Linked DNA regions of Homo sapiens: region 2 is linked to region 1. A link is an interaction called in ENCODE POLR2A ChIA-PET data of the cell type or tissue named here. Cell type or tissue: Panc1. All regions are shown on one strand.

Region 1 (2,500 bases):
TGTAGAAACTCTACATTTCCTGGGTGTTGTTAGTAAACCAGTGTGTGAATGTCATTTAGTCCAGCTAGGGAACCTTCTGTTTGGGGATTTCCCTGGGTTATGTTATCTCAGAGCCCAACATAACTTTTGAGACTCTGATCGGAACTGCAAACGCCATCTTGGAACAATCCTGGAAGTGTTCTAGATGTCTGGGATCCTTCTGTTCTGACACTAACGAGGGAGGGATGAGCTCCCTGGAATATCTGCAAACCCATCCCTGCTGGTTTAGGTGAGAAAGAGGATCTACCTTTTCTTCTCAAAGACAGGGATTAAGAGCCAGGAGGTACAAAGGGCAGGTGGGTGGGCAGCAATGATAGAATAGGCTAGTTATTTGAACTGGGATCAAGAAAAGGAAGGATGTAAATAGTAAGCCTGCTCCAAGTGGGAAGCAATCAAATTGATAATTTGATAATAAGCTGGAGACTATGACCTGGAGACAAGTTGGGGAACATTTAAAGAGCAGGTGGAAGAAGGTTGACAGTCTTTTGAAGCGGTTTGCATTTTTTGGTTTTTAGATGACAAGCTACAGAAAATTCAATCTCAGCTCTGCCACTAATCAGTTATGTGAGTATGGACAAATTGCCTCAGTTAATTTCCTCATTGACAAAATGAGGCATTTTAACTGGAAGATTTTTCCAGCTATAACACCTTCAGGGAATCTAGAAAAAGAAGAAAAGGACTGACATATATGTGAAAGGAATAAGTCTACATGAGGAGGAATCCCCTTCAGAAAGCATTGGAACAAGTACTGAGGAAGATTTTCAATCTCTAAAGCTTTAAAAACATGATAGATCCCTATCATTCTTCAACAAATATTAACTGAACTACATGCCAGGCATTGTAGACAGAGCAGTCAGCGAACAACAGCAGCATGCCCCTGTGGGGCTTACAGGATTGTTTGAGTTTGATCAAATGGTTCTAGATGATTTCACTAAGTAAGAGTTGCAAGCACATCCAGCTTCATTATTCAGTCATTTCTGATGAAGAGTGGGATCAATTTTGCCAGAAATGGAGACATTGGATTGCTAAGACAATTTGCAGGCTGGGATTATACCAGATAACTTCTCTGATCTTCAGTTTCTTCATCTACAAAATAAAAGTGTGAACCAGACCATCCCTAAAGTTCCATTCAGCTCCAAAATTCCAATTCGGCTGCCCAGCAGTTCTTTGGTGCTTTAGCTCAGCAACTCCATCTAGTGTCTCTGTGAAATGAACTTAGAAAACATCCAGTGTACTAACTATTGACTAAAATGAGAGGCCACAAAAGAGACTGGACATAACTAAAGGCAGGGCTCGGAATCAAGATATATGGGTAAGGGGTTGATGGGTTATAAGTCATATTTAACATGATGTTTACAATGTGTCAGGTGCTGTTCTAAGTGGTTAGCATACATTTAATTCTCACAACAAACCTATGATCGAGGAACTAAAAACAGCCGTACTTTACAGATGAGGGAACGGCCCAAAAAGGCAAAGTAACCTGCCTAGTAATTGGCATAACTAGAATGGAAGCCTAGGTAGTGTGTTACAAAGTCCATCCTCTTAGGCAATATCCTTTCCTGCCTCTAGCTAAGAGTTATGGAACACTTACCATGTGCCCAGCAGTGTTCTAGGTTTTTCATATTGTAATCTTCTCAACAGAAATATGTTGTAGGTACTAAAATCACAATTTTGCATGGGAGTAGACTCAGGCCCAGAGAGATAATGTAATTTATCTAAGTACACTATAGCCGATAAGCGTCTTGGAGCCTAGATTGGAACTTCGGTATTCAGCCAGGGTGAAAGAAGCATCCAGGCTGTTGCCATGTCCCAATAATTTTTTCTCCCACTTTCCTAAATGTCACTGATCATGATTCTTGGTACATAAAGGGAAGATGCAAGGAGCAAGTGCTAGACAGTTTCTTTCTTTTTTCTTTTTTTTTAGTGGATTATCTGCAGAGCCAACTCTTGAATATTCAGAAGTTAATTCAATTAATGGATAAGACAGGCTTAAGTGCATGTTCTTGGTCTCTCCAGCTTCTCATTTTCGATCACTTTTGCCAGGTAAATAATGAAGACTTTAAGTGCCACAGGAAGTCTAAAAACTCTCCTTTAGGGATCCTACATCATGGTTTCAACGATCACTTTCATGTAAATGCCTCTGAAAGCTACATCTCTACACCTCACTACTCGAATTGCCTGAGAAACACATCTGCTTTCCTGTTTCATTATCTTCTGAAACTCAACATTCAGTATTCATTTAGCAAATGCTTGTAAAACCTTACCATGTAGGAAGAACATTTGGAAACCCCTTAGACCCTTAGAACAGTGCTTGGCACAGTGAACTACTGTCTTTACCTTCAGGCTGTGTAGAGTCTAGTGGGGGAGATTAGTAAACAGTCACAACACAAGGTGATAAATGCCATGATGGGCTATGCATGACATGCTTTGGTAGTATGCAGTGACATTTCATCCAGTCTTC
Region 2 (2,500 bases), 130 kb before region 1:
AGGAGTTTGAGACCACCTGGCCAACATGGTGAAACCCCGTCTCTACCAGAAGTACAAAAATTAGCCAGGCGTCGTGGTGGGCGCCTGTAGCCCCAGCTACTCAGGAGGCTGAGGCAGGAGAATCGCTTGAACCTGGGAGGCAGAGGTTGCAGTGAGCCAAGATCACACCACTGCACTGCAGCCTGGGCAAAAGTGCTCAAAAAAATAAAAATAAAAATAAAATAAAATAAAAATAAAAAGGGGGGGCTGGGCTGAGAGTAGGGAGAGGAAAGTGCCTACGGTACAAAATATATAAGGAGGGACTCACTGTCAAGGCCAGGCAATAAGCCAAAATGTGAGGCAAGAGCCTGCTGTTCTCACTTCACCTCCAGTCCAGCAGGAACTGCACTTAACAGCAGGCAAATAACACAGCAGGCTGATTTCTGCACTCCCAAGGTCTGTCCTGTACTAAGCCTCAGCACTTACATCTTACTCTTCACTATCTCTGTGTCCCTTCAAAGAACCACAAGGCCTATCTACATGTGCTGGATCAAACAGGGATCTGGGGCATGTGCTGATTCCCTGTTTGATACATGTGCTAGTACCAAACAAGGAACTGGGGAGCCCAGCAGAAAGAAAGGGTCATCAACAAGCATACAACTGGGATACTTGCCAAAGTTTTGAAACTATGAAGGTGGAAAAGAGGGGCATTCCAGGAAGTTTCCAAAACTCTGTTCTTTATAAAGTTGGCTTTGTGTTTAAAAGTAGTTTCTAATTTAAGCATGTGTATTCACAATTTCAATGAAAATGTTATTTTAATCATTTTTTTCTAATTATTGCTATTTAACTGAATCAATGTTATTACTCATGAACAATGAAAAGCAATAGTATACTATGTGATTAAAACGTTAGTTTTAATAAGTCAGTTCATGCAAAAATGACTACAGAATAGGGTTTCATCCTCACAATGCAAAAGTATTCCTTCACTACTTTTGGTCCTCTTTCAGGAGTATCTTCAATACTAGCAGTTAGAAGCAACCACAAGAAATTTCACCTTACAGGTTAGAATGAACAACAAAAACCTACCTGATAGCCTCCATGCATTAAATGAGATAATTTGTTCTAGGATACACACAAACACATCACCACACCCAAAAGTGTTTACAATGGATCATAAGTGTAGTTCCTTCCTCTTTTGTGACTCACCCTTTTCCAGGATGTCAAAACAGTTCAACAGCAGGAATGTAATTAGATATGAGCAATTAGAAAACTTGCTGATCTATTTTCTCAATGTGCATACAAAAAAAGTTCTGATTAATACAGCCTAACTTACAGAACTCCCTGCAATACGGTTCTTTCATTAAGGCTAAATTACTTAACATGGTTATAAGTAATAATAGGCACAAATCCTTTCACATCTTCATTTTAAAGGCCATACATAACATAAGCAACTTGAAACCCATCTTTCCAACTGCCACTTCTACTACCTCCACACATCATCTATTTTCAAAAGCTATTTCCTCAGCAAACTAGTCAACTGGTGAGTGTCAAGGAATGTAGGATTTTTAGTTTATTACCTACAGGTTTTAAATAACATTTATCTTACTGACATATTTAGTAATTACATAAAATTAAGGAAAACACACAAGTTTTTCACATCTAACACTTGACAGCAAGAGTCTTTTAGGTATATGAATTTGCATGTTCCCAGTAATAAATTCCCAAATAAAATTAAGTTCTTAGTTTTATATAAATATGTTTATTATAAGTTGCATTAATATATTTTAATTATAAAAAGGAGTATCATAACCAAAAAATGAAAAATAAAAAACATTTCATAATTCTACCATAACTCCATAACTATGATCTTTGTATATCCCCTGCAGGTCTTTTCCCATGTGAATGTTTCATATGACTATTATCAGGTTGTACCTATAATTTTTATTTTGTTTTTTTCACTCATGAGATTTCCATTTCTTCCATAGCATTTATTCACATGGTTGCCAAGTGGCCTTGCATATCAATTTTCTATTGCCATATAACAAACCACTACCAACTTAGAGGCTAAAAAACAACATTTATTTAAAATTTTTCAGTTCTGTAGGTCAGAAGTTTAGGTGGAGCTGACTGGGTTCTCTGCTTGGGGTCTGATCTCTCAAGGCCAAAATCAAGGTGCCAGCCAGGCTGGGTTCTTGTCTGGAAAAGAATCTGCTTACAGGCTCGTTTGGTTGTTGGCAGAATTCAGTTCCCTTAAGGTATAGGACTGAGGTCCCCGTTTCTGATGGGTTGTTAACCACAAGCCTCTCTTAGCTCAAGACCTCTCACATTTCTTCTCACATGGCCCCGTCCATCTTCAAGCCAGCAACAGGAAAAGTCCTTCTCATCTTTCAAATTGCTCTGACTTGCAGTTCTGCTTTGAGCCAGAGAAAACTTTATGTTTTTAAAACAGCTCATGTAATTAGAATAGGCACACCTAGGTCTCCTTTTTAAACTAAAGTCAAATGATTAGTAACTTAATTAC

Evidence for each region. ChIA-PET counts read pairs that join two places held together with the same protein. Peaks named below come from ENCODE experiments on the same cell type or tissue, not always from the same donor. Only the 100,000 strongest peaks of a DNase experiment are listed, where the experiment ranks them.
Region 2: POLR2A ChIA-PET joins it to region 1 with 11 read pairs; 1 of 35 experiments calls an interaction of 5 or more read pairs at or near these places.

What each region holds. Positions count from the first base shown.
Region 1 is chr15:70,874,003-70,876,502 of GRCh38, forward strand. It overlaps a transcript of LRRC49 not described here. Among named protein-coding and RNA genes, the nearest start is that of THAP10, 17 kb to the right of the region's middle. RefSeq lists enhancers at 2,078-2,137, 2,148-2,347. In Panc1, CTCF peaks have their summits at 1,235 and 1,438; no DNase peak of the experiment used is centred here; H3K27ac peaks cover 2,374 bases.
Region 2 is chr15:70,740,830-70,743,329 of GRCh38, forward strand. All of the region lies in intron 1 of UACA (uveal autoantigen with coiled-coil domains and ankyrin repeats), which reads right to left. Among named protein-coding and RNA genes, the nearest start is that of UACA, 21 kb to the right of the region's middle. In Panc1, no CTCF peak of the experiment used is centred here; DNase peaks (open chromatin) are centred at 490 and 1,202; H3K4me3 peaks cover 519 bases; H3K27ac peaks cover 2,292 bases.